Linked DNA regions of Mus musculus: regions 1, 2, 4, 5, 6 and 7 are each linked to region 3. Evidence: chromatin loops called from intact Hi-C (ENCODE). Cell type or tissue: left cerebral cortex. All regions are shown on one strand. Region 1 overlaps Zbtb16 (zinc finger and BTB domain containing 16). Region 2 has its middle 19 kb from the start of Gm32335. Region 3 overlaps Zbtb16 (zinc finger and BTB domain containing 16). Region 4 holds the start of Zbtb16 (zinc finger and BTB domain containing 16). Region 5 overlaps Zbtb16 (zinc finger and BTB domain containing 16). Region 6 holds the start of Usp28 (ubiquitin specific peptidase 28). Region 7 overlaps Zbtb16 (zinc finger and BTB domain containing 16).

Region 1 (4,000 bases), 64 kb before region 3:
CCATATGAAAGGACTGTGGGCAAGGTTGATGAGGATGGGGCCACCCCTGGTCTGGAGGTCCTGCATTCTGTAAGCAAACAGGCTGTTGGAGCCATGGAGGCAAGCCAGTAAGCAGCACTCTTCTGCAGCCTCTGCATCAGCTCCTACTTCCAAGGTTCCTCTCCTGCTCGAGCCCCTGCCCTGACTGCTTTTGATGATGACAGAAGTCTGGGGGAAAGAAACTGTGTCCTCCCAAGTAGCTTTTGGTTGTGATGTTTCATAAAAGCAATAGTAACACTCCTACCATGTCTGTTGACTGCACCATCGTCTGAGCTATGCTGCTTAGAGGCATGAACTTAGTTAATTAACTACACTGAAGCAGTCACTCGACACTGTATGGCAAAACAGTGCAAACCCCCCACTACAGCCCAGTGTAGCTGTTCTTGGCCTTGTGATCCCTGGACAGGCAACTACTGTCCTTTCCATAGCTGTAGACTGGGTCAGAAATGTTCTCTTGTGTCCAACTTCTTGTTGGGAAGTGGCGGAAACTTTAAGGTGGACTCTAGGAATAAAGTCTTCAAACCACTGTAGGGTATCCCTGAGTGATGGAGTTTCCACCCTGTTGTCTCTCTTACTGCCTGGCCAGGAGGTGAGAGGAGAGAGGTGAGAGGTGAGAGTTTTGGTCCTTCTCAAGCTCCTTGCCAGGAATGCCACATCATCACAAGCCTAAGGGCAACAAGGGACCATGGACTGTGAAGCAAACCCAACCTTTCCCATCCACAGGTTCACTCTCTCGGTTGTTTGTTACAGTAACAGAAAGCTGACCATCTCAGTCCCTGACCTGAGCCTCTGCACTGAAGTCACAGAACTCCTAACCAACCTGCTGCTTCTAACACTCGCTTCCTCATGTTGCCTCGAGGTGACTGACTACACTGCAGAGTGTATAAAAGCCACACATCAATGTCTTCTTCCAATCTGGGAATTCTATTATGAATCACATACAAAACTCAGCCTCGGCCCAAAGAGAACTACATCATCAGGAAAAGGACCCAACCACCCCAAGGCCCATGTTTCTGGAGAGTGGGGGAGATGTGGCTTGGTCTAGATTCCCCAAGTATTTGCCCAAGGGACTCCTTTAGAATGTGAGTTGAGGAAACATAGGTAGGCTCCATGCAATTGCCTGTGCTTTTTCTACTTCCTCCTGAAGTAGAAAAGAAGGGGAAGTGGGTAGGGGAGAAACAGAAGTCTCTACCCATAGATCTCAACTCATGAATCTAGTTAAGTCTCTTGCTGGCTGAGAGTCAATAGTTGTAGCACAGGGGACTGGAAAGATGGCTCAGTGGTTAAGAACACTTGTTCTATTTGCAGAGGATCCAGACTGGTTCTCTGTACCCATGTTGGTTTACAACCATCAGTAACTCCAGTTGCAGATGATTCGACATCTTTCTCTAGCCTCCACAGGCACTAGGCACACACGTGACAAACTGACACACATGCAAACAGACACACAAACATTTAAGGAGAAAGAATTGCAGCACCATTTGCTGAAAATGTTGCCCTACATGCTAATTCCTTTTACATGATATATTTCAAATAAGAACCATGCTTATGTGTGTATGACCAGCCATGGCCTTTTCCCTTTCCCAACTGCAAGCCAGCAATTCTCTAGGTGTCTCTCAAGCAAGATTAGAACTCCATTTTCAGGGAAAGACACGTCCAAGCTCCCCTGTGAAGCCTCTGTGATCCATGGTTTTACCTGATCAGATTATAAATACTGCCCAGTGCACCTAAGAAGTCAACCTACAATCTCATTTGTGGGGCACAACCTCAAAAGATACCAAATATCCAATACATCACTGAAACATCTAAGTTCAATGCTCACACGCCCACTTGAGTGGGTAGGCCCCTTTCTCTAAGCATTCCTCTTTCCGTTAACCCTCACACTTGAATCTACGCTAAAATCTTTCCTTCAGAAACTCCAAGTTGGCTTCCCATGGATTGATTCTGAAATTCTTCTCTGCAGTACAGTTGAAACTCTTGGCTCTGAGAAGAACTGAAGATGCTGTGGGCAGCAGCGTGGAGCTGCGCCAGGTCACTATCACAGGAGAGAGTGAGCCACACCGGAGCTGCACAGCCAGTCTGGGGTGGAACACAGGTACAGCTTACAGGTTCCTGACTTAAAAACGAGTTTAATTTTAGCAAAAACTGGGAGGAAGCCAGGCCAGGGTAGATAGAACAGGAGGCAGGAGGGATGACACGGATCTCGGGCCTTTATCTTGTCCAGGTGATGATAGGGTCGGGAGGTGTAAGACACAAAAGCCTCCTGTGTACACCTGTGCCACTTCCATGCCAATTAGCACTTGAATGAAAAGGAAGGAATGCCATCCGAGGGGCACCTCTGCAGCTGGTGGAGGCGCTCAGGTGGTACACTTTCTTGGAGCAAGGCTCTTATTATCTCCCTCGACAGGCAGTTCCTTAATCAAAGCAGAGGATGCTAAATATACTTCTGTTTCTTTGGGTAAGCAGGCTGGGACTGCTCTGAGTGGGGCGTGTACGGTGTGTGTGTGTACAGATGGGTTTCTGGTGTCCAATCCCACTCACCAAGGAAGAGAGCCATCTCTCCTACTACCCCGAGCAGCTGTCTCCTCAATAAGAACATATCAAATTGGGGCTAAGCAAAACACCTCAATTTCAACTGGAAACACCTCTACCTTCACTCCCTTCCTCTAACCCTGCAAGCAGGTCTCTCCTGCTGCTGCTGACCCCTCGGGATTATCTTCCCTAAGATACCTCTACTCTTACTCCCTCGGCTTTCTCTACCAGGTATGTCCCTCCAGGTTGCTGTTGAAGAGGACACAGAGATGCAGCTCCCACTGTGCCAGAGACCGATACAGGCAGCACAGCTGACTCGCAGTAAAGGCAGAAGGCTCTGTCTGCATCTTAAGAGGCTGGAAAAGCCTGTGGGGTGTGGATGCATGCAGTGGGCAGCAGAACAGACACGAATGCTCAGACCCTCACATCTGCGGAACTACCCTTTGTCTTCTCCTGAACCATCGCTGAAGACTCAGAAATGCCCTGGAAGAAGGCCCACATGCTGCCAGTTTACATCTTTAATTTCTCTCTGGGTGTTGAGTGGCAGAATCCCTTGGCACAAGAATCCAATCCACCCAGCTGAGGCACATTTCAGCCCGCTTGACCCTTTGGTAACTTCAGCAGCCAACAAGGAAGAGCTCAGTCCCTCCCAGCCACTCTCTGCCTATCCTGCTCACCCCACAGCCTGGGAAAACATCTCAAAGCCTTGCCACTGAGTTAGCGTCAAGCTCCTGCACAGGAGTTTGTCTCAGACACAGTCACTTCTCCCCAAACCTTAGCCTTCCTGTCTGTTTCAACCCTGTGAATCTCCAGGCTCTTCCAGCCCTTATTCCCTCTCTTTTTTTCTTTTTAGAGCCTTAGGAGGTATCTACACATCTCTCTAACCCTCCATCATTTATGTGATGGGAAGGAAGAATCTTACCAGGGTTTGGTATTTGTTAAAGGAATAGAAATTCCTCAATGGAAAACATAAACGAGGAGCAGGCAGCTGATTGAAATTTGTTTTAAAACTGAGTGGCTGCATTTTTCAAAACACAAGCACACACCCAAGTCAGTCTCTTGGGGAATGTGGCTGCTTCCTCAGGCTGCTGCAGCTAGCAGAGCCTGCTGCCTCCCTCCCGGAAACCGTGTATTTGTTTAGCAGTGAGCCCAGACACAAGCGCATTTCATTACCAGGCACCTCCAGCTACAGTAAACAAATTTGTCAGCTCACTAGCTCATTAAGGTGCGCCCCGGACACTCGGGATTTATTGAGACCTGCACAATAAAAGTAACATGAATGGATTTACTAATTTTGTCAATCACTCCAACAAACCTGCCCAAGATGGGGAGAAAATGTGAGAGGGGTGGAAAAGCAAAGAAGGGAGGTAGAGGAAAGGTGTGTGGGGTGGGGTGTTGGTTTACAAGAGAGCAGAAATGGACGGCAATG
Region 2 (4,000 bases), 140 kb after region 3:
TATGCCCCTGATGGGGGCATAGGAGCCAGGTTGCAATCAAGCTCGGGGCAGCTGTTCTTAGTAGGTGACTCAAAACCACTGATGCCATTCCTGAGGGAGATGCCTAGTCAAAGCTGCAGGTAGAAGTAGATTGAACTAACTGTATCTGAACCTGAGGTGAAGAGTCCACCAAAAAGAATCCAGGTGATGGTAAGGCAAGGAGGGGGGTCATGTGACCCTGGTCATGTGATCCAAGACTGGGAAAGTGGCACTGAATGGAGGGCAGAGCTAAGGGTTCTTTGGAAAGTTTAGTCAACAGAGCATGCTGACAGAGTGGATATTTGTATGGGAGGTTGGCTCAGAGGGGTATAGAAGGAGAAACAAGGGACAGAGGTAGAGTAAGAAGAGGAAAGGAGCAGAAAGGAGGGGTAAGAGATGCTAAATAGATGACAAAAAACACAAGACATTGAGAAAGAAGTCTTCAGCCTTTTGACCTGTTTGGAACTAATTTTAGACTTACGGGAGCGTTAAGTAGAACAGAGAATTCCCACATACCACTCACCCAGCTTTCCCTAAGATTAACATACCACCTGGTCACGACCACAGAAGCTGCCCCTGTAGAGGGGCCTCTCTTAGGCCTTATCTAGAAGGTGCCCTAAACAGCTAAGATCCCAGCATGTACAGACCCAAGGAAGGATGAGACAGTGGGATTAATTTCCTAAACCGTGGCTTTGTATTCAGTCTAGTACTTAGCTGCTATGCTCAGACCCCTCCCTCTTGTGTGTGTGTGTGTGTGTGTGTGTGTGTGTGTGTGTGTGTGTGTGTGTGTGTGTACTAGCCAATCTCAAAAGAATAAGCTATCAACTAGTAGAGGACACATTCGCTTCTCCGTTCCTGGGGCCATCTGACATGGAATGTCCATCCTAGTGAGGGCAGGTGTGGAAATAGTGGTCCAGACAGTTTCCTACAGACAGTTTCAGAGACCAATTCTGAAGCCTACAAAATCACAGCACGTTTAGGCCAGCCTGCTTCCTTCATAACAGAGACATGTGTAAAGATTCTGTTATGGTCCGAAGGTAAAAGGCCTCCCATGGGCTATATTTATTTGTTTATTTATTTAATTTAGTTTTTTTTGCAGCAAGGTCTCACTAAACATCTTTCACTGGCCCAGAACTCAGAGCTATGCCTGCCCTTGCCTCTTTTTTTCTTTTTTTTTTTAAGATTTATTTATTTATTATATGTAAGTACACTGTAGCTGTCTTCAGACACTCCAGAAGAGGGCATCAGATCTCATTACGGGTAGTTGTGAGCGACCATGTGGTTGCTGGGATTTGAACTTCGGACCTTCGGAAGAGCAGTCGGGTGCTCTTACCCACTGAGCCATCTCACCAGCCCCTGCCCTTGCCTCTTGAGTGCTGGAATTAAAGTCATGTGTCACAGTCACAACACTTGATTTTTCTCCCCTCATGGGTTTGAATACCTGATCACAACTATTTGGCCTATTTTGAAAAGTTGTGGGCTTTTTAGAGATAGGACCTTGATGGAGGTATTGGATAGTTGTAGGATACGCCTTCATGCTCCAGCCTGGCTTCCTGGTTTCTGTGTGCCTCCTGAATGTGAGCAAGAAGCCACAACCAGAAACACAACTGCCAGCTCTTCCCTCCGTTGTGCCTTGCCTGACATGGTGAACTTCTTCTCTTCACACTCTTAGCCAGAACAAGCCCTTCCTCCCTCAAGGTCTTCCCTGGTGTTTGTTTTCCAGCCACGAGAAGTCTCCAACACAGCTCCTTTCTGCTCTTCCTTGTTTGAGAAGGGAAACAAATTGGCCATGTTGTCCCCTTGGCCACGTTGGCCCCTCTGCCACGTTGTCCCGTTTTGAGTTGTGATGGTCATCATAGTGACTAAGAAGCCTGGAGTCTATGGAAGTCCAGTCTTGACTCAACTGGGCGGTGCCAGAGGGAAGGAATCTGAAACAGAGATTCGAATCAGACAGCAGGGCAAAGAGGCAAAGCTATGGTATGTCCCTGTCACCAAACTGAGGCAGGTTAGAAACACAGGGGTCATTGTGGAGACATAGAAAGAGGGAGAGAGCATGGCTGAGATGGATCACCATCAGAGAGTCAGAAAAGCAGCACAATTCACCATGTCTGCTTTGAAGGCTGCAGAAATGGTGATAGCATTTCTATTACACAGAGATACTTTCAGCGAAGAATATTAAAATAGCAGTGAATCGTGCTTACTTCAAGCATGCCTACTCTCTTCCCAGATATTTCCTGGAAGTCTCACAAATAAGAATAAACTTGATAGTAAAAACATCCCGAGAGCTGAGTTTTGCACTATCGGCTGTAGCCTCATCCAGTGCACACCTGTGACTTCAGTCTGGTTCTACAGCAGCTCTTTGAGTGTACCCAGGGGCAACCATAAAAACATTGGGCACTCTTCTGAGTCTCCCACACCCATGCTTGGTTCCTTCCCATCTTCTCCTGAGTCATGTTTTCACTCTGTTAAATCTGCCCCCACCCACCCACCCTGTGCTTAAGTCCATGTTATGCTTTCTCCCAAATAAACTGAGACTCTATTTTATACTGATGGATCCTCAAATCCTCTTCTGTGGTGCAGCCAAGAATCCCATCTTCTCCTAAGTGGAGGTTTCTGAGAACCCTTCGGGCTGCTGCAGATGGCCATGTTGGGCTGTGTCTCATCCCTGCATCCCACGCCTACTGATGAAAGAACTAGTGAGTGCTGATAAAAGATGAGGCCAATACAGACGCCCCTTGTTGGAACTCCCTGGTTATCTCAGAATAAGGTATGTGTGCATCAGGTGTGGGGTGGAGATTCGTGGGATATGTGGATGGATGGAGAAAGGGAAGAGACCAGGAACGGCCATTATCTTCTAATATCAAGGAAAGTCTCTTCAAGCTCTTCCAATGGCCCCCAGCTATTCAAAACCAGTTGGTCTTTTCTTAACTAGTGGAGAGAGATACAAGGGGGTAAGAGACAGAAGAGAAAGGTAGACTTCACGCAGCCTGGCTCAGCCTTGTCATGGTTTCTTATTAGGTTCAATTTCTCAAGTAATGGAGTGAATTGGACAATTTCATCTTTTCTTTTTGTAACGAGGATAAGAAATAGCTGGGGCTGACAAGATGCCTCAGCCGGCGAAGGCTTGTGTGGCCAAGCTGACAAATTAAGTTCCATCCTGGAACGAAATGGTGGAAAGAGAGAATTGACTCCTGGAAGTTGCTCTCATGCTCTCCCTCTCCCTCTTCCTCCCCCCTCTCCCTTCCCCACCTTTTTCTCCTTTCCCTCTCCTTCCCTACTGTGTCTGTCTGTGCATCTGTGTCTCTCTGTCTCTGTCTCTCTATCTCTCTCTCTCACACACACAAGACAGACAGATAGAATAAATAAATGTAAACAAACAAGCATGAAAGGAAAACTGTCTTAGGCTGGGGTACAGCTCCATGATAGAGCACTTGCCCAGCATATACAAGGTCCCAGAATCAATTCCCAGCCCCAACAAAGAGCGAAATGTTGGCTTATATTGAAGTAAAAAAGAACAATTTAGCTTTAGCTGCTAGCCCAGGCCCTGGTACACAGTAGGTGCTTAGAATTATGTGTTAATTGAACAATAAGCAAGTACAGGTACAAGGAGGAGCTATGGTAGTCGGGTATTTCTGCTGGAAGAGCTTAGGAATTAGAGAGAACCGAGCAGAACATTCTAGACCTATTCTTTCCAGCGTGTCTTGGACATGTTACATGACCTCACTCCACCTCCATTTGTTTCATTAATAAAAGTAGAGGCCAGGGACTGGGCATGTGGCTCAGATAGTGAGCCACAGTGCTTGCGTGGCGTACCTGAGCCCTTGGGTTCAATCCCCAGTACCCTAAAACAAGGCATGATAGTGTGTACGTGTGGTCAGCACTCGAGCAGCAGAGGTAGGAAGATCAGAAGTTTAGGGTCGTCTTTATCTATATAGCAAGTTTGAGGCCAGCCTGGTATGCATGAGGCCTTGTCTCTGAAACA
Region 3 (4,000 bases):
ACAACCAACAATGAAGCCGAAATTCAAAGGTAAAGCGGGCTTTGCAATCAGGCATGGATGTCCGTGGCAGTCAGTAGATATCATGAGCTCATTTTGGTTTTAAATCTTCAAGGTAATGGCCTGTGTGGACCCATTACAGCAAAGAAACAATTTTCAGTATTTCATGTAAATGCTTCGTCTCCATCTCTTTTTTTCCCCTCATACTTGTGTGCACACAGACACATGCTGGGGCTCGGTGTCTGGTGAAGATTCTACCCCTCATTTTTGGCTGTTTCTCCAGACTTTCCAACAAGGAGCTACCTTCTTAACTAAACACCTGTCCAAGGTTACCCCCAACCTAGCCTGGGCCCAATGAATCTGTTGAGTTCCACAGAGCAAACCTTAAGAGCTCTACAGGCATCTCTATCACCTCCAGGTCCCCTCTCTCAGGCACAGAGACAGTCAACACATTTTCTGCAAAAGGTCCAGTCTCTCCACCTTCACACGGGTTCCAGGGATTGGGCTCAGGCCACCAGGCTGGTAGCAGGCACCTTTACCCACTGAGACACCTTACTTTTAGTTATATGATAGTCACTGATTCAAAAATCCCAACCCAAGCCTTCTGTGTGCCAAGCCCTTTCCCAGATCACAAGTACAGGAGAATTAGCAAGGGTCGGCTAGAGGCTTCCATGCGCTGGTAGGTGACAGCGCACACCTGTGTCGACACGGGCTCTGGCGATGGGATCCTGAGAAACAGTGTCCAACAAGGACCTCGCAGACCTAAGCCCATTTTTCTGTCTACCAACTCCACTTAAAAAATAGTGTGTAAGGACCGAAGTCATGGCTGAGCAGACCCACTCTTGTCGTTTCAATGTGAAGGGTCATGCACACGTGCCTCAGGCTCTCTCCAGTCACGTGTCCTTACCAGGCCCCTGGGCCAGAATGACCTAAGTTTCCCTACTCTGACTGATGTCTAACTTCTAAGCTCAGGAACACTGAGAGTAGTAAGAAAGGAGACAGACAGACCAACAGACAGATGAGAGAAGGCAGGCTAAGGCAGTCAGTGACAGAGACAGATGAAGACACAGGAAAGAAGACAGAAAACACGCAGCAGTGTCAAACAGCGGCTGTGGCTGACATAGACACAGGACGGTGCCAAAGAGATGAAGTGAGATGGAAGGAGATTGGGGGAGAAGCAGGAGCAGAGAGAGACAAAATAAACACCTGCAGAGGGAGGGAGGCAGAGACCCGACCCCTGCGTGGAGCACGGGGAGGAACAGCAGCGGCCCAGTGGCAGGGCAGGCACAGACCTGGACTCCAACAACCCTGGCCCTGCCTGGCTCAAGGACTAGGGAGCAGAAGCTAGAGGAAAAGATGGCTACGGGAGTCCACCCAGAAACACATTTCTGTTAGGGGTGGGTGGCAGCAGCGTATGCAGAAAACCCAACCAAGATATGAGGACTCTGAGAATATGTAAACCTCATTGCTTTCAGGTCCATCCCACTAAAACAGCCCTGTCCTGCAGCTCCCCATGAGATGCTACTCATCCTTAGACAAAAATCAAAGGCTAGTAAAGGCACCCGGGACCTAAGCAGGATGGAAAGAAGCAAAGAAAGATTCCAAATGAACAGCAGTCGGACAGATGTCCCACCCTCTCCTCTAGGGCACTGTTCATTCCTAATAGAAACGTCACCACCTAGCTGTGCAAAATCATGCTGCAATGGGGAAGGGGTGTGCCACCTTCTTTGGGGACAGAGAGATGAGAGAGAGACAGAGAGAGAGAGAGAGAGAGAGAGAGACAGAGAGAGAGAGACACAGAGAGAGAGAGAGACAGAGAGAGAGACAGAGAGAGAGAGGGGGAGGGAGGGAGAGGGGGGAGAGAGAGAGAGAGAATGAATGGGAGACAGAAAGAAGATATTACATAATTCCCACTTTCTTTCTTCCACCCTTGAAGTCATGTTCTATCTGACAGGCTCCTCTCTGAGGGTGTTGGGGGGGGGGATGACAAATCCAATCCAAAATTCAACAGCCTGTGTTCTGTTCGGAGAGCACACAGTGTACTGTACAGCCCATAAAACTCCAAACAGCCTCCAGACACTGCTGCAATCGTCCTCCATCAAAACACTTTGTCTTGCATACAAAAATAAGATACAGCGCTGAACAGAATACAAAATCAGCCCATTACAGTACAGAGAGACTGCTACTTAGCAACGAGGGGGCTCTAAAGCCTCAATGCTCTACAGGAAGCAAAATCTGTCGAGCCTGTTGGGCAAATGATAAACATTAGCAGTATTAAAAAACACAAAAGCCATGTAAGTGGATAGACATAATGTAGAAACGAATTTATAGAATAAATTGGGATGGGAGGGGGCTTGTAGGGTGTGGGATGAAGCTGGGTGGGGTCCAGAAGAGTCAAAGGAATGAGTTCTCCGGTCCTGCTACACTGATGTAAGTAGAGATGTGTGTACTGGGGGCTATGTAACCCCTTCTTCACATGGGTTAGAGGTGAAAGGCTGGAAGAGAACTGGTGGAAAAATACTGTTTAATACAATGACCTGTGAAGAATGTCCCCAACTTTCTCAGTTCAGTTAGCCTGAGGTGAAGCCTTGAAGGCTTTGGGACCTCTGAGTGACTCTAAGGTGGGAAGATGTGGGGAGGGGGCACTTATCCTCCAGGGACGAGTAAGCCTGACACCCTGCGCCATTGCATATGACACATGCTGTAAACAAAACCCGAGGCCAAAAGAAAAAAAAAAACTACCCACCCAAACAACAAAACCCAAAACAACCCATGTGGGCTGGAAAAATTAGTGAATTTCATCAGGTAAAGGGGAAAAAATACTCAGGCTAGGAATCAGAGGCAGGGTTTCGGATCCCAGCCAAAACAGGAGCTAAAAAGCAAAACCATATTCGCCTGCGCTCAGCTGAGGCTCTGGAGGCAAAAATGGAGAAGGGGCGGGGTTGGGGGGATGAGGAGGGGGCCACAGGGAAGGGGCCAGCGTGGAAGGGGGCAGGAAAGAAATGTATTTTTCATCAGCCAGTGTATAATTTATAAACAGCATTAAACAGTTTTTGTTTTCTTTCTCCTCTCTCCCGTGTAGGGGCTTGGACCGCAGTCAAGCCTGCATTAATTTCTGCTTTGGGTACAGTGTGTTCTTGGAGACGCATCTGCAAGCGATCATAAACTCTCTGGAATGCTGGCAGAACATCCAGACCTGCCGGCAGGCCAGTGACGACACCACTCTGGGAAAAAGTTCAGGAAGCTGGCCAAATCCAGAGGAGGGAGAGGAAGAGCGAAGAGTGTGTTCAAGAGGGAGGAGGAGGGGGAGCACTTTCCCTGCTTGTTCCTCTCTGCCACCCCAGTGTGTGGACCTCCGAGACACCCCACTGTCAAAAGGAATGTTCAGAGGGTGGGGACCTCTCAAGACCCAGGAGAGAGTTAAAGAGCCCCAGAGAGGATATATCCAAGGGTCTCCCGTTTTTTTTTTTTTTTTTTTTTTTTTTTATTTTACCCTGACAGCAAAAAGGAAAGTTAGTATCCTCCAGAGAGGAGGCAGGGTGAATGGAGTGCCTATAGACTAGGACTCTCCTGTGCCTGGCCAATTCCGAGCTGCAGGTCCTGAGAAGCCATCTTTGAACTCTTAAGGCAGCCTTTCTGATGATCACTGTGGGGACCCCTCATTTAGCAGTCACAGGGACTTGCCAGCTGCCCTCCTTTCCTTCCTCCTCTGTCTGTAAGAACCCTGAAGCCAAAAGCTAAGTGATGGATGGGGAGGGAGGGAGGGAGGGAGGGAGGGAGGGAGGGAGGGAGGGAGGGAGGGAGGGAGGGAGAGGGAGGGAGGGGCAGGTCAACTCACTCATCATTGCCAACTTGTATCCCCCACTCCACCCCATCACAACAGCCTAAGAAAACCAATCTTGCTTCTGGTCCCAACTTTTCTAGCACTTTCCCCTGATCCCTGAATGACTCAGGCCTCAGAGAATAAGCTCAGGCTACCCCAAGCTCCCACGAAAACTGTAAA
Region 4 (4,000 bases), 100 kb after region 3:
GAATTAAGCCCAAAAGAAGGGAAGACAGGGCTGGAACACAAAGGCCTCTCCCAGAAAGTGTTCTGGATGACTGAGAGGCTCCCAACTTTGAACAGCCATTGGGACATAGGCAGAAAGACCTAACGGGATAAGGTCCCAACCTCTGTCTCTCTGTAGCCAACATTTCCCACAGCCTGGGGAAGAGGGTGGAGAGAGCTAGGCTCTCAGCCACTCTTCGCAGAGCTTGCCTTCACCCTCGACAGGAGTCTTAAAGACTCTTAGGTGCAAAACTCATGCGGAAAGAGTTAACAATAGTGGCTGGCCACTCTTATTGCCCACCCTAAAGTGGAAACGGAGGGCATCATCAAGAACGGTGAGATATCCATTCCTCAAAAGCTTCATGAGCACGGTGTGCTTTCGGGAGAGAGATCAGAGATTTGGAGAACTAAGGGGGAGAAGCCAAAATAAAGAAGGTTCGCTGCTCAAAGGAACCTTTTGGGCCTTGAGGGAAATCAAGGTGCCCTATCCCTAACCGGCGGCTCCGCACCCGCGATCCGACCGTCCCTAGGTGCAGCGATCAGCCGATTCTGGGCAAAGCCAGCGCTAACCCGCCAGAGCTCCGAGGATCGATGGTGCAACACACCCCTTGTTCCCAGAGACCCCCGCCGAGACTTGCATAGGACTTTGGCAAACTTGGGAAAGCAACTTTTCCCCAGGAGTCAGGTGCCTGGAAGAAAGGGAACAGAACTAAGAAAGGGGGAAAGCGAAAGAGCCTGGGGAAAGGAGAAGGTCCGAGCGGGCTGGACGCCGCTGCTAGGCCGGCCCGGCAGCGCAACCCCCCCAGGGGAGAAAAGGATGCACAAAAGCCTGGAGGCGAGTGGTGGGAGGCCAAATGAGAAGAGATCTCTGGGTCCTCCACCTTCCACCCAAGATCACGATCCCCGGGAAGTCACCAGCAGGGTCCCCGGCCTCCCGCACCAGCTGCCGGCGTGCCCGAGTCAAACACGCTGGGAGCGTGGCGGGGAGGAGGCGAGCTGGTTGCAGCGGTGCGCTCCTGTGCATTCCGGTGGGGTCCGCAGGCTGGCAGGATCGTGCGCATTTCGAGCGCGTGCGGGAGCGTGCGAGGGGCTGGGCAAGCTTGCAGCGCGCCAGGGTGGGAAAGACATCCCGAATGCATCAGGTGCAGAGCCGGGAACCCACCGTGCGCGGCCGGGAGCGCACAGCGAGCTCCCGCTCCACCGGCCGTTCCCACCGAGAGCCGAGGAGGACTCGGAGCGCCAGAGTCTCTCCGAAGCGTCCCTCTCTCCTTAAAAGAGGGCATCAAGTCCAATCAAAAAAAGAAGAAAAAAATCCCACCACGTTTTCTCTAAAGAAAACAAAACCCGATCGGATACCAGTCCCCTCCCACCCGACCCCCAGGTTCACTCCTTGCTTCCTCCGGGTCTAGCTCCCCAGCTCGCCAGCGAATAAACACAAATAAATAAGACACAATCCTATCTCACGCCAAGCGCACCGGTCCGCATACATATGAGCACCCACAGGCTCTCTGCTCCTCCGCCAGCCCTTGCCTGTACAAAGACACCCAGTCCCCGACTACACGCGCCCGCAGCCCTGGCAGACCTCCCGGCCTGCCACCTCTCACCCGGACCGGACCGTGCCCGGAGAAGAAAGGTTGGTGAGGCAGCTGTGCCCAAGCTGACAGCCTCAGCGCCGCTTTCTAGCTGACCCCCAACGGGCACTGGCGATCGCTGCTGCAGCAGCAACCAGAGAACCCCGCACGAGCCCAGCGGCCGAGTGGCCAAAGCTAGCACCACCCGCCTAAACCTCTCCCGCCCCAGGGCGCCCTGGCGGGAGGCGGTCGCTGGGCGGTGCGAGTCCTTCCCGGGTTTCCTACACACATACACTTACCGCTTACGGAGCCTGGAGCTTGGGGTGGGTGTGCGTGCCTGGGGGGTTAGGGGTGTGCCTGGATCGGGGAAGGGGTGTTGCTGGGGAACTGTTGCTCCGGATCTCACGGCGGCAGCGGCGGCATCGCCCGGCAGTTCGCAGTACCCGCTCTCGTCACCCTTAACTCCTCTCTGCCGCTAGGTTAGCAAATCACCACCGGCTGCGGCGCCTCCGCCGCGTCCCACGTCAACGCCGAGCCCCCTCCCCTGCGAGGCCCCGGCGCCTCTCCATCTTTAGTGCTGGCGGCCGAGCCCGGCTCCCTGCCCACAGCTGCCCCCTCCCCTCCCCCTGGCCGGTCCTGGCCCGCCCACCCCGCCCCACCCCCGCCCTGGCAGAGCCCGTGCGCTCTCCCAGCCCTGCCCTCCCTTCCCGGGCGCTCCCCTCCCTTCCCAGCGCTCGGCGCTCCGGGCTTCTCCTGACATCTAGCTGCTGCCCCGGCGGCAGCGGCTGCTGCTCGTTGGCTAGGTGGAGAGGGCAAAAGGTTGCAAAGGAAGAGGAGCCGCAGAGGACCTGGCAGTCCCCAAGGGGTCAGAAGGATGAGTGGGAGAAGCGGTTCCCACTTTAGCCCCAGGTTTTTTCATTTCCACTGGGCATGCGGTGTATCCCGCGCCCCTAACTCCCCCAACTCCAGTACTCAAGAGCGCAGTTTTGTCCCGTTTTTTATTATTTGCACCAGTTCAGTGTGTGGCTTCTAGCTTTTCACTTTTTCTCAGGATTCGGATCGCATCCTCCCTTACCCTAGCTTTAAATGGGTCGTTTCCCAAGTCCCAAACCAGGCCTCTGATGCCTGACCACAGGAGTTCGCCGGATTTGGCCAGATAAATCTAAAGGGGCCAGTAGAAATCTGGTAGGAGGCAGCACCTCGATTTTGCTATCTAGATTGTTGCACACTGAGATGCGAAGGCCTGAGTAGTAATACTTTCTCACTCCTAATCTCGGGCATCCTCCCCGCCCGCACGCCCCCCCCCATCTTCCCCGGCCCCAGGAACCTGGATGGAAAGTTCTGAAGATTCTGCGCCTAACTCAGCTCTGCCTTCAGGAGCTACTGGAAGCTTGGAAGAGCGCTGGGCCGCTCCAGAGTACTTTCTTCCCTCAGCGGCTGGACCATTTTAAAGGGCGTACTTGAGATGACAAACCGTAGGGTAGAAAGACCAAAGGAAAAAAAATATTCCTTCTACCCGCGGAAAGCACCGTCTCCTCCTTTGCACACGAAGCTAGGCAGGGAATTGAGGTTGGAGGGTTCTTTTCTGAGCACTGGCCTCCGGCCAAAGCCCCAGCGCAGTGTTATTGGGGGTGTGGTGGAGAGCGCCACCCAGGGGTCTCAGAAAAGTCACCCACACAGCCCCACCCTCCAGTCCTAAGGTATTAGTTCCAGGCTTCAGTTTAGGGGTGCTGTGTTCTTGGCTTACCGCGGATCTCCCACAGGACCCACAGAATCGTATCTTGATTCCCCAGGAGCTAAAGGAGAAGGAAAGTGGGCGGTGAATGGAGACAAAAAAACCCACGAAGACCAGGTGGCAGAGCTTACACAAGATCTGCACGGGGGTCTGCTAACGTGGTGGTCATTTATAATAACAAGGCATCCTAACAATTGACACTCCCAGGTCTCAGATTAGCAGTGGGAGAGAGAAGTCCGCAGAACCGAGCACTGGGAAGCAAAGGAAGAAAACTACAATTGAGTTACCCTCTCATAGGCAGTGTCATGTGGGTGAGACAAGGCGAAACCCCCCTACCCCAGTCAGTTGGTATACAACAAAAAACACCTTGTGTAAAGGCTACCTGATTCTTTCAAGTTAAGGCGAACCCTCTGTAAGAAGTAGGGGATTTGAGGACGTTAAGAAGGAACTGCCATCTATAAAGAAAGCAAGAGTGGATGAGCAGAAGGGAACAGGAAAAACACACACCCCCCTGCCGTGAATGCCTGGCCATGGGAATGGAGCATTGAGCTTGTTGAGTTCCTGTCTAAAGAAGGCTTGCTATCTAGGGTCCACATCCACCTACCACCCTCTCTCCAGCAGTCACCGGAGAGGCACACGATTAACCTCTGATCCTATTCTACCATTAATCCTCAAAT
Region 5 (4,000 bases), 67 kb after region 3:
GCTCTGAAACTCACAAAAATCTCAGGCTAAATTTGCAACAGGTTGTAGGGTAGGTAAGCCCTATCACAGGAGGGGAATGTAAGCCCGGAAAAAGCCTGCTCACAAAGGGGCCTAACCTAAACTCTCCTAAACCTCTCGTGTAGCTTTGCAAACTGGGTTGAATGTCCTTTTTAATTACTTGGGGGGGGGGGGGCTGGGCTGAGCTGGTGCAGCACGCCTTTAACCCCAGTGCTAGGAAAGCCAAGCAGGCAGATTCCTGAGTTTCAGGCTAGCCTGGGCTGCTTAGTAAGACTTCACCTCAAAAAGCAAAACAGCCTGGGCGGGGTGGGGGGGGGTGGGGGGAGGTAATAATGCATGCCTTTAATCCCAGCACTCAGAGGCAAAGGCTGGCATATATCTGAGTTCAAGGCCAGCCTGGTCTATAGAGTGAGTTTCAGAGCAGCCAGGATTACAAAGAGAAACCAACCCTGTCTGAAAGACAGAGACAGAGACAGAGAGACAGAGAGACAGAGAGACAGAGACAGAGAGAGAGAGAGACAGAGAGAGAGAGAGACAGAGAGACAGAGACAGAGAGAGAGAGAGAGAGAAAGAAAAACGAAACAAAACAAAAGCAAGCAAACAAAAATGTTTCATTAAAAAATACCAGAACAAGGAGTAAATATAGAAATCCAATTAGAATTCTATTGGAGGTCAAGTACCTATTCAGTGTGGCCTGAGAGATAACACACTTTCCTATGGTGCGCGCTTTGCCTGACAGCTATTCATAAACACAAATGACAGTTCAAATGCCGTAACCAGCATATCTGATAAAACTGGCCAAAAAATAGCAAGAGCTGGGGATGCAGCTGGGTGGTAAAATGCTTGTCCAACACGTGCAAGACCATAGGCTCAACCCCCAGCACCCCAAAACAACTAAAACTGCTATTCTCAGGGAGGGGTGGGGAGGGAGGGAGGGATAAAGCCTCAGGGTGCCACATTTGCTTATGTGACAAACGAACAAGGCCAGTACCATAAGCAAATGCTTTAAATCTGCTAGACCTGGCAAGGCATTCCTATAATCCCAGCAATTGGGAGGTTGAGGCAGGAGGATCACAGTTAATTCAAAGTCATCCTGAGCTACATGGCAAAACACTGACTTTTAAGAACAGTAGTAAGCTGGGCATGGTGGCGCACGCATTTAATCCCAGCACTCAGGAAGCAGAGGCAGGCGGATTTCTGAGTTCAAGACCAGCCTGGTCTACAGAGTGAGTTCCGGGACAGCCAGGGCTACACAGAGAAACCCTGTCTCAAAAAAACAAAAACAAACAAACAAACCAAAAACAAAAAAAAACCCCAACAACAATAATAAATGTGCTAATAACAATGACATTTAAAGGACAGTATGAGAAAGGGTGATAACTAACAAACAGGAAGGGAGAGAGTGTGCATCTGTGTGTGTTGGGGGGGGGGGTATGCCTATGTGCTCCTGTGAACTAGCAAGAGGATTTTTTTATAGCATGATGCCCTAAGTATTTTCTAAGAAACTTTTGTCTCAAGCACCAGGTGTAGCAATTAGCATCAAACATGTTTTTATGATAGTAAAAATACACACAACATAAAATAGGGAGGTTTTCTGAACTGTTTTAAAGTGCGCAGTTCAGTGCCATTTGGTACATGCATAAAACTCTGAAACCAACAGCATAAGCCTTCCAACTGAAGCTCGGTCCCCACAGAGCACGCGCACTCCTCTCGTCTGGATTCTACTTTGGGTCTCTATGAGTTTACGTCATAGAACGTTGGTATCTGAGCTTCAGGGAGCCATACAATATGTGTTCTTTGTGTCTGGCTTATCTCACTTAGCATCACGCCTCCAAGGACCATCTGTGGGATTCAACGAACCAGAATGTCCTTCCTTTTTAAAGCTGAATAGTATTCCACACAGTCTGTCTGCGAACCCATGTGGCGGTAAGCATGCGTGGGTTGCTTCCACCTTCTGGCTATTGTGAATAGCACTGAGGTGACGAGGGGCGTCCAAGTTCTATTCACAGTCCTGCCTGAGTTCTTCTGGGTAGATATCCAGAAGTAGAATTGCTCACAAAACATATTTTTGTTCCTTTTAAAGAATTTGCCTTTTTTTCCCCCTTCTCTCTTTGGTATCCAACACTCTCATCAAAACCAAAAAAGGACAGAATTAGGCTAGGAAACTCGATGACGTTACTAAACCAGAAAGTCACGCAGAAGGTAGGTGGTCACAGACGCACCACCACTGCCGCATGACGGGGACTTCGCCTTACCTAACTTGACAGAGGAAAACTTAAAAGAGTTCAACGCCACTGGAGCAATTTAGTAAAAGACGTGTGGAGTACGGAGCATATTTTGAGCCTGCTAATGAACGCTTTCCACGGGCCCTCTCCACCCGGTACCTTTGAGAAAGTGCTGTAAATGCTGGTGTTTTCTCTAACACAGACATCTTCAAACTCCACGGCCTGTGCAAAGGAACACCGTGATGTTTACAGGGTAAATGGTCACACAGAGACACCCCACGCCCCCACCAAGATCTGGTGCCACTGGTTTTAACTTCAAATGCTAGCATAAAGCCCGTCTATTTCCTTGGTAGGGAGAGCACTTGCCATACACATGTGAAGAGGTACCCGGGGTGGGATGATGGATCTCGGAGAACCCCTGCATGCTCTCAGGCCAGCTAGTCTGGTCTACACAGCCACAAACAGCAAGAGACATGTCAATCAAAGGGGAAGGCAAGGTCCGGTGCCAAACTGTCCTCTGACTGACACACACACACACACACAAAGAGAGAGAGACAGAGACAGAGAGAGACAGAGAGATAAGCGCGCGTGCACACACACACACACACACACACACACACACACACATACATACACACAACTTTTTTTTCATTTAAGAAGTGTGCCTATCTCTTTAAGATACTTGAGAGGTTTACACATCTCACCACAAGACAGAGATAAGAGATCAGCCAAACTCCCCGAGTTTTACTGAAAGCTGGGACCACATCTCTCCACTGTTCAAAGCTCGGCAACATATTTCAGATGTTCAACTGAAGAGGGAAAAAAAAAGAACAAAACAAAACAAAACAGAAATAAAAAAAGAGGCATAGGTTTTAGGTTTCTGCATGGGAATTTTGGAAATACATGGGAAATTTGGAAATACAGTATTAAAATGTCTATGGATTGTTCAGACCACAAGGAATTTGCTTTTTCTTAGGACAAAATTGTCCTCCCTCCCTTCCTTCCTCCCACTCTCTCTCCCTCTCTCTCTCTTTCCTCTCTCTCTCCTTCTCTTTTTTTAATACAGTGTCTTAAGTAGATCTTTTGGAATTTACAAGATAAATACTGGTAATTTGATTCTTATCTTCTCCAAATCCAATTCTAAGCCAATTTTGTGTAAAGGACACTAATTATAGCCTACAGGGAGAGGAAAGGTAACCTATCAGAGAGAGTGCACTTGAAACACTTAAAAGGCTAGGAGACCCTGAAAAGTTAAATAGATTTCAAATCTATTGGAGTAAGAATAATAATTAGTTAAATGGAAATTATTCTCCGGGCCTGGTCTACTTCCCATGGGCACTTTGGTAGCTTGTCAGCTCAGTGCCCAAGTATGCTGTGGCATAGCAGCCCAGGCTGTGTGTGCTGTATGTCCATCCACCCGTCAGACTGGGCCCAGCAATAGCTTTTAAAAGACCCAAACATGAGCCTGTGGAAATGGCCGGTCAGTGAAGCCCCTGATATGGAAACAGGGAAGACCAGAGTTCAGATCTCCAGCACCCACCACCACCGCCACCGCCACCGCCGCCGCCCCCCCCCAAAAAGTTGTGGTGGTTGCACCTGTGATCCCAGCACTGGGGTGGTAAAGACAAAAGAATCTCAGCGTCTGCTAGCCAGACAGCCTAGACAAATGGGCAAGCTCCAAGTTCAGTGAGAGATACTGTCTCAAAAAATAATATTGAAAACAATTGGAAAAGTCATCGCATGTCAACCCCTGGTCT
Region 6 (4,000 bases), 250 kb after region 3:
AGATGGCCTAGTCGGCCATCACTGGAAAGAGAGGCCCATTGGACTTGCAAACTTTATATGCCCCAGTACAGGGGAACGCCAGGGCCCAAAAGAGGGAGTGGGTGGGTAGGGGAGTGGGGGTGGGTGGGTATGGGGGACTTTTGGGATAGCATTGGAAATGTAAATGAGGAAGATACCAAATAAAAATTTAAAAAAAAAAAAGAAAGAAAATGGGGCTAGAGAGACCGCTCAGTGGTTAAAGGCATACACTGCCCTTGTTGAGGCCCCGAGTTTGAGTCTCAGCACCCACATAAACGGTTTACTACTGGCGAGGCTTAGGAATTCAAGTTTCTTGTACTGACTTCTTTTGTTCTGTGATTTGGCTCTCCTGTGTGTACAGACACTGGACACACCTGCCTTTGATTGTATAATCAGTAATAACTTAATCAGTCTCTCTATAATTTTCTATTACTTTTTAAAACTTTATGTATAGGAGTGCTCTATCTGCATGTACAACTGAATACCAGAAGAGGGTAATAGACGGTAGATGGTTGTGAGCCACCATGTGGTTGCTGGGAATTCAACTCAGGACTCTTGTGAGTGCCCGACTCGCCAGCAAAGCAGATACCACAACAGGATCCTTCTGCACACGTTTATTGGGAGAGCTTGATTGCAGAGGCAAAAAGACCCCCACACCCAGAACTGTTGCTGCTTATATAGGCCTAGGAGAGGCGTGTCTCACACCCAGATTGGTTATGCTTTCCACCTCATTTGCATGTTCCTCATCTGATTGGCTATTCTCTCTCAGTACCTCACTGAGCCTCATTATCATACCTCATTTGCATGCCCCCCATCTGATTGGTTATTCTCTCAGTATCTCATGGAGCCTCATTATCATGCCCGGGCGAGGCAGTGACTTGGTGAAAAACTTTACTGCATATGTACACATTGGTTGTTTACCCAAACTTATGCGTGGTGGCCAGCGCCACCCTGCAACGGCACATGTGGCTTCCCACACACAGGACCTCTGGAAGAGCAGCCAGTGCTTTTTAATGCTCTTAACTACTGAGGCATCTCTCCAGGGCCCTCCCATTCTAATTTTATCAAGTCTAATGGTTCTGTCTTCAGAGAATCCTGACAAGGATGGACCTGATAGACACAGGTCCCAAATTTATTCCACATAGGAGACTAAGGCAGAAGTATAGAAAGTTCAAAGCCAGCCTGGGGAACTTAATGAGATCATCTCAAAGTGTTAAGTTTAACATGGCAGTAAAGACTTACCATCATTTGACCAGGTGGAGGCAGAGGACCAAGAATTTAAGGCCAACCACGGCTACACAGTCTGAGGCAAGTCCAATCCACGTGACATCCTGTTTCAAAAAAAACCCAAACCAATATCACCAACAATAAGAACCCTCTTCCCAAACATTAAAAGGGGTGGTAGGTGGCTTAGTGCATGAGCTAGAGTCAACACAGCTTATTACACACATGGCCTGAAAACGGGAATTTGGAACATGGGGCAACTGTTCAGGATTAAGACACGATGCTGAGCTCTGTGAAGGTCCTGGCCATTCAGTTGTCTTTATACAAACCACTCGAGTCAGTCTACGTTTCTCTTCGCGTCCCCAGATTAGGAAATGGCTAAGAGGTCTGGTGGGAAAATCTGTCAGCAGAAGGAACCCAGCAGCCTTACCAAGCTTATGGGGAGCTGGGGGCAGGCTGGACGCAGATGCAAGGCTCAGCAAGCGCGGGATGGAGTAAAAAAGGAGTCTTGGAAACCCAGAGGCCTCACCGCCCACTTCCTGGGCACCTAAGGCGGAAATAGCAACAGCTGGCGAGGCGACGCTGACCCCTTAGTTTGTGCCCGGCTGCGGTCACGTGGGCCAGAGCACGCGAAGACGCCCCGCCTCCGGCTCACGCAAACCAGGGGCGGGCGCGTGGGTGACGCCTCTGGCGCACGCTGCGGGCGTGAGCAGAGTGTATGGGCGGGGCCACCGGGGCTCTAAATTGGCGTGGGCGGAGCCTTGGGAGAGGGAACCTCGGCTGTGTGGGTGGGGCATGTAGGCGGGGTCTCCGGCGCAAGCCGCAAGATGGGTGGGAGTCGGCTGGCGGGGGTGGGGCATCCAGCGAACGCCGTGGGAGGAGCCTCTGCCGCGTGCTGTGGGTGGGGAGTGTTGGGAGCGGGCTGGCGTGGGCGGGGCTTCCATCGCGCGCCGCGGGCGGGGGCGGGACGTGTGGGCGGTGCCTCCCGGTGCTCCCGGGCTTCGGGGGCGGTGGTGGTGGCGGTGGCGACCGCGGCGAAGACGACAACGAGAGTGGGGCTACACGCGGAGGGACACCACGGCCATGACTGCGGAGCTGCAGCAGGACGACTCGGCGGGGGCGGCGGACGGCCATGGCTCGGTGAGCGGCGGGTGAGGGTAGCGGGGCCCGGGTTCCGGCTGAGAGGGGCGCGGCGGGCCAAGCGGGCGAGGGCCGACAGAGGCCGGGGCCTGCGGGCTAGGGCGAGAGCAACCCGGTCTTCCCGGGACTTTGCGAGGCTGGGTCCGCGAGCCTGTGTGAGGTTGCCTGGGTGTATAAGCCAGCTAAGGTTCCGAGCGGGATTGTGGGACCCGGTGCTAGGGACCCTAACGGGAGGGGTTGCACGTGAGATCGTAGGCAGCGAGGTCACCCCGAAGTGTGCACCGGGCCCGACCCAGCAGCTAAAAACTTCCCAAAAGCACGGCCACGGTGCCTTGTTCTGACTCTCAAATCAGTTTTATGGCAGTGGCTTCTCTGAGGCTAACGCAGACTTAAGTTATCTCACTTAAAGCCGGCGTTTATCAACAAAGTGCAAAAAAGACCCGGAGCCCCACTCCTCCCTTTTCCCGCCCCGCTTTTCATTCAGTTCTTTTTTTCCCTCGGAAACAAATCAGCTTCCCGAATTATCTCATTGATCACTGTAGGTTTTGAAGGAGGGGAGAGAAAAGCACAATGAATAGAAGGCACTTTACTATGTTCCTAGTAATATAAAAAGGTTGAAAAATATTACAAGGCTCTTAGGGCTTAGATGGTGGGCCTTTAGTAACACTGATTTGGAAAAAAAATCAAAAGGCTCATAATGTCTTTTAAAGAAACTTGGGAAGTGGGCAATTTGAGACTGTCATCCAGTTTTACTTTGGAATGTTATAACGTAACACAACATCCTCGTCCCTCAAGAACTGCACTTTTTAAATGACAAAATGGAAAACCTATACCAAGGATTCAAATACCGAGTTTGCAGTCGAGAAAATTTATAAAATATTTAGAATAAAAATTTGAGATACTGCTAAGAAAAACTCTATAATTAAATTCTATAATTAATGTCTTCTATAGTTAAATTTTAATAATTTGAGGTGCTGAGGATCAAGCCTAGGGCCTATCGCATGAGATAATCAAGCACTACACCCCCAGACTACAAGTTTAAAACATAGCAGGCTCTTTAAAATTCATGTAGAAAAAGATATCTCTAAGTCTTGGCCTGTAAAATGAAAGTAGGTGGATTTTTTTTTTTTTTTTTTTTTGGCGATCAGATAAAAATTGTTTATTACTCAACAGTGTCTTTTGGACATTGGGTCTGTATTTTTCTCTGTTTTCCTCCCCACAAGTCTACTTGTGTTGGGGACAGTGACTTATAAACAGGTGGTGAGATTTGGTTTTGAGACAGTCATATTGATACTATTTTGAGGGAGAGCAAGTCATATTTAAATTTGTTCTGGGCCCGTCATTTAAGACCACATGCCTTTCGATCAGTGGTATTTTCATTTACCTCTGTCACAGGCTGCTGAGGAGTGACCGGTAGTTGAGCACTCTCTATTTGAGGGTTTGCATGTAAGGTGTTTGAGCATTGTGTATAAAGTCAGAGCTATTTTGGGAAGGTTTGGCACTCCCAGGCTGTGGCTAGCTGCAGTAGCCTGATTCTGGGCGGGCGACCTGCGGAGTGATGACATTTACTGGTTAGTATTCCCAGAGATTTTGCCCCAGGCTGACAGATGATAAGCTT
Region 7 (4,000 bases), 74 kb before region 3:
AACATAGGACATTTATATGGTCCACGTGTGCTGTATTTTTTCCGCTATCTGAGAGCATCACAGAGACCGTGTCACATGGCAATGGAAACCATCTGATGGAAGATATGCTTATCTTACAAATGAGGGGGAAAATGAGTTGTTTATAGAGGGACTTAACCACTGTCCCAAGGTCACCCAGCTAGAAGTAGCTAGGTTGGGACTTCTGCTATGGTCTGGTTCTAGGATCTGAACACTGGGCACTTACCACAGGGCTAAATGACACCACACTGCATTGTACTGACTGACAGGGCCACAAGAAACACCTCCAGGGTAAGAATGGAGCCTTTCCCACCCTTATGCCCCCAGTGCTTGCCCACGAAAGGCTCAAAACCAACTCCTGGAGAATTCTGGGTAATGGGCTGGGAAGAACAGCCCTTCCTTGGTCTAGCCTCATGTCCATCAGCTGACCATTCTCTTGGGACACTCCACATTTCAATTCCCGTGGGCCGAAGGGGTAGGAGTGGGGTTATCCACCTTGCACTTCTGTAACGGAGGTGTCGAGCTCGGGGAATGAAAGGTGAGGTGCGGAGCTACTTATTTATTACAGGAGCGAAGGCGCAGACAATAAAGATAGATTGATCACCCCAGACTTTGTTCATGAATATTTAAATATCGCTGATTCCTCTGTCACTGTAATTACAATTTCTCTGGGCTGCATCTCCAACAACCACAGTTTATGGTAAAGAATGGCCCACTGTATTTCACTTGTCCCTCTGCAGATGTGTGAGGCTGCCAACCGTGTAATGTCCCCTGCATTTCATACATTCTCTTCAGCTGCTGAAGGCTTAAGTCATCCACAATGACCTACGTTTTTTCATTATCCCCATGTCAAACTGTGCTCGTGCCTGGGCATAAATTGTCCTTCTCCTTATAGACTCGCATGTCTGTGCCTTCACTTCCTCTTTAAAATGATATTTTACTCTCTCTGCCATCTCCCCTCTGTGGGCCACTAACCAAAAGTCCCTCTTCCTGAATTGCAGCCCCCCCAGCACCCACATAAATTCTCACCTCCTCTGATGGCTCAGAACATTTCTCTGAGGCTCTGTGGGGAGTGGTTGTTGGGATCTGTTCACTGGCACTCTCTCTCGTGGGGTGAAAGATATACAGAAAGAACATGGGACATGGGCGGGGGGGGGCAAGACTTCATGACATAAGCACAGAGAGAGGTCCCATCCCTCACCAGTCTTCACCATCTAAGGGGCGCTGTCGTAGCTCACAGGCCTGGCCAAACCAACCCTTGTCTCTCTCACTACTAGAGCTATACCAAGGATCTGTTCCTATCCCCATCAAAGGCACGAGGTTAGCCCTCACTGATACAGGTACTGACTGACTATAGGACTACCATAGTGAGGGGTAGCCTGTGCATGAGACTCTGTCTCTCTGTTTCTCTGCTGTCCATATGCTTGCCTGCCTGTCTCTCTGCCTTTCTCTGCTGTCTGTCTGCCTGCCTGTCTCTCTGCCATCTGTCTACCTGCCTGCCTGTCTGTCTGTCTGCCTGTCTGTCTGCCATCTGTCTACCTGCCTGCCTGTCTGTCTGTCTGCCTGTCGCTTTCTCTCCCCCTCCCTTCCTCCCTCTCTCCCTTCCTGCCTGCCTGCTTGTCTCTGTCTTTCTGTCTATCTCTCTGTTGTCTGCCCACCTACCCTCCCTCCCCCTCTGTCTGCCTGTCTCTCTGCCTCTCTGCTGTCTGACTGTCTGTCTGCCTGTCTGCTGTCTTGCCTGCCTGTCTGTCTGCTGCTCTCTCTCCCCACTCTTCCTCTCTCCCTTCCTGCCTGCCTGTTTGTCTCTTGTCTGTCTGTCTGTCTGTCTGTCTCTCTGCTGTCTGGCCACCTGCCCTCCCTCCCTCCTCTGTCTGTCTGTCTGCACACATGGCCCCGTCTGGTCTGACACCCAGCTCCCCCTCCTTCCTGAATCAGCAACGATTACGACTTTAATCAAAGATTCAGTATCCTCATTAAGATATAAATAAATAAATAAAGCAAGGGCCACGTGAGACTTCAGCCGAAGCCGGTAATTAAAACGTACATCGGCAGTCACCCAGCCCCCCTCTGGGAAGAGGGGGTGGCAGTGAGGGAGGGCTGGCTGCCTGTGTGTGCTCCCGGCTTCCAGAGGGGGGCCCTAAGAGTTTAACAAACAACGGAGGGGTTTGTTTGATCAGATTTTTATGAATTTAATTACAAAGTGGATCACATGTTAAATGAGTTTAAATAGGAACTCCCTGGAGTCTGCCCAGGGAAAGAGTGAAAAGCATTCAGAGAATAAAAAAAAAAAAAAGCAAAAATGACAAGTCACTATGACACAAACCTACTCTCACCCCACCCAGGTTTTACAGCTCAGTGGCTACCAGGCCTACAACCCTCTCCCTGAGAGCTGAGCGTGTCAGGCTGGCCACAATGTACATAAAGCTGGCGACAAAAGTCAAAATCCAATTTGTGGTATGTTGATTAACTCTGTAGGCGCGTTAATGAGCTTGACATTAAGTGCAGGACAAACGAGACTAATTAGAGCCCCTCTGGCCTGCCCAGGGCACCTGTGACCCTCCTTTTCCCCCGGTTTGTCATTACCATGTGGCTTCCTTCTGCTCCGGTCAACCCCACCGTCCTCCTTCCCCACCCCGGCCCCGGGCTCCTCAGATCCCGTCCTCTCGGCCCCTCCCTTCCGTGCAGCTGAGAGTTTATTATATGATGAGCCATGTGAATCAAGGATCCATCAATGCCAACAGCACGGCTGGACTAACGCACCAAACACAGCTGCTGATGCTAAACACCCGCCCCAGCAGCAAATGGGCCAAGAGCAACGGAATATTAATAAGGCATTGTGTCAGGGGTGGGCAGAGCCTCTGCTGGGCTGGTGTGAAAATCAATGAGTGCTTGAATGTGTGTGCACAAGGGGCACACATGTCTGCGTTTCTAGAATGAGCAAGGGTGTCACCCAAACTCTGTCCTTGCTGGAGATCTGAAGCTTGGCTTGCCCTGAGTAGAGTTGGACTGACACGTGGCTAAATGAACTCCGAGACAGGGGCATGGGCAAAGTAAGCTGCATCCTGGGTGGACTTCGTAGGGCTTGAGTCACTCATGCCATGCGATATCAAGTGACTTGATCCAATGCCATACCTGGAGGTGGCTAACGGAAGCTGGTCATCTTCCCTGAGACTGAACTTAGGGGGTCTATGAGGGAATCACTGATGGGATGATGTCTTACTGGGAGGTCCTTATGCGGACGCTGTAGAGAAAGTTGTTGAGTATACGCCTCTCTCTTTGGTCCCCCTTGCTGGACCTTACCTGCTAAGACCCCCTCCTGTCTACCAAGCAGCCCTAGGTAGTTCTAAGCATCTGGTGAGCCTTTCACCTTTGATAATGATATGGCATTGTGCTCCTCTGACTAGGGTGGCATCCAGAACCCAGAGCCAAGGCAGGCTCCTTGGTGAGAATGCTGACAACTGGCTGGACCGTACTGCTCAGGTCCTGAAAGTGAAGCTCCTTCTTTATTCATCAGAGCCCGTCACCCATGTAAGGGCCAGCCACATACATACCCCATCCCTCAGCTAGGAAAAGGCTAGGAGGATGAGAAGTTCTTTCAGCCCTCCCTGAAGAGTGCAGAACATTTATGCTGTGTGCAAACTCCACTACATCCTTACAGAGAGACTTGATCCCAGCTCTCTCTCTCTCTCTCTTTCTCTTTCTCTCTCTCTCTCTCTCTCTCTCTCTCTCTCACACACACACACACACACACACACACACACACACACACACACACGGGAGAGGGAGGGAGAGACAGACAGACAGACAGACAGACAGACAGACAGATAATTCAGAAATTGGCATTCTTCCACTCATGGACAGTAAGAAACGATCTCATTTTGTTTTAGAGCAAAGAAAGGAGTTAAGTCATCTACTCCTCAGTTAGGAAAAGACCCACAGCTCCTTCAAGGCCCTCTGAGCTGGGTATCCTGTCCCCTAAATC

Evidence for each region. A loop is a pair of places that touch in the nucleus more often than their neighbours do. Peaks named below come from ENCODE experiments on the same cell type or tissue, not always from the same donor. Only the 100,000 strongest peaks of a DNase experiment are listed, where the experiment ranks them.
Region 1: it touches region 3 in a loop (3-fold over the local background); 7 of 42 quality-filtered maps call a loop at or near these places.
Region 2: it touches region 3 in a loop (2.4-fold over the local background); 2 of 42 quality-filtered maps call a loop at or near these places.
Region 4: it touches region 3 in a loop (6-fold over the local background); 14 of 42 quality-filtered maps call a loop at or near these places.
Region 5: a loop joins it to region 3, with 10 times the contacts of the local background. A loop is called at or near these places in 6 of 42 quality-filtered maps.
Region 6: a loop joins it to region 3, with 4 times the contacts of the local background. A loop is called at or near these places in 3 of 42 quality-filtered maps.
Region 7: a loop joins it to region 3, with 2.9 times the contacts of the local background. A loop is called at or near these places in 9 of 42 quality-filtered maps.

What each region holds. Positions count from the first base shown.
Region 1 is chr9:48,670,841-48,674,840 of GRCm38, forward strand. The region is part of intron 4 of Zbtb16 (zinc finger and BTB domain containing 16); the gene reads right to left. It overlaps Gm32280, which reads left to right. Exons shown (of 3, transcript XM_030244764.1): 2 at 2,003-2,134; 3 at 2,803-3,849. The coding sequence ends at 3,287. Among named protein-coding and RNA genes, the nearest start is that of Gm32280, 2.8 kb to the left of the region's middle. In left cerebral cortex, no CTCF peak of the experiment used is centred here; DNase peaks (open chromatin) are centred at 2,062, 2,544 and 2,866; H3K27ac peaks cover 2,561 bases.
Region 2 is chr9:48,875,098-48,879,097 of GRCm38, forward strand. No RefSeq gene overlaps it. Among named protein-coding and RNA genes, the nearest start is that of Gm32335, 19 kb to the right of the region's middle. In left cerebral cortex, no CTCF peak of the experiment used is centred here; DNase peaks (open chromatin) are centred at 2,478 and 2,582.
Region 3 is chr9:48,734,481-48,738,480 of GRCm38, forward strand. All of the region lies in intron 3 of Zbtb16 (zinc finger and BTB domain containing 16), which reads right to left. Among named protein-coding and RNA genes, the nearest start is that of Gm32280, 66 kb to the left of the region's middle. In left cerebral cortex, a CTCF peak has its summit at 1,646; DNase peaks (open chromatin) are centred at 1,161, 1,435, 2,055 and 3,199; H3K27ac peaks cover 3,886 bases.
Region 4 is chr9:48,834,167-48,838,166 of GRCm38, forward strand. Zbtb16 (zinc finger and BTB domain containing 16) reads right to left here and starts at 2,059. Exons shown (of 7, transcript NM_001364543.1): 1 at 1,888-2,059. In left cerebral cortex, CTCF peaks have their summits at 2,071, 2,352 and 3,233; DNase peaks (open chromatin) are centred at 1,056, 2,120 and 3,230; H3K4me3 peaks cover 3,372 bases; H3K27ac peaks cover 3,555 bases.
Region 5 is chr9:48,801,777-48,805,776 of GRCm38, forward strand. The region is part of intron 2 of Zbtb16 (zinc finger and BTB domain containing 16); the gene reads right to left. Among named protein-coding and RNA genes, the nearest start is that of Zbtb16, 32 kb to the right of the region's middle. In left cerebral cortex, no CTCF peak of the experiment used is centred here; DNase peaks (open chromatin) are centred at 1,911 and 2,224; H3K27ac peaks cover 3,356 bases.
Region 6 is chr9:48,983,156-48,987,155 of GRCm38, forward strand. It overlaps Usp28 (ubiquitin specific peptidase 28), which reads left to right and starts at 2,230. Exons shown (of 25, transcript NM_001359739.1): 1 at 2,230-2,382. The coding sequence starts at 2,326. Gm51673 (a long non-coding RNA gene) reads right to left here and starts at 1,974. Exons shown (of 3, transcript XR_003948157.1): 1 at 1,673-1,974; 2 at 1,261-1,349. In left cerebral cortex, no CTCF peak of the experiment used is centred here; DNase peaks (open chromatin) are centred at 763, 1,994 and 3,936; H3K4me3 peaks cover 2,641 bases; H3K27ac peaks cover 2,644 bases.
Region 7 is chr9:48,660,482-48,664,481 of GRCm38, forward strand. The region is part of intron 5 of Zbtb16 (zinc finger and BTB domain containing 16); the gene reads right to left. Among named protein-coding and RNA genes, the nearest start is that of Gm32280, 7.6 kb to the right of the region's middle. In left cerebral cortex, a CTCF peak has its summit at 2,152; a DNase peak (open chromatin) is centred at 2,112; H3K27ac peaks cover 500 bases.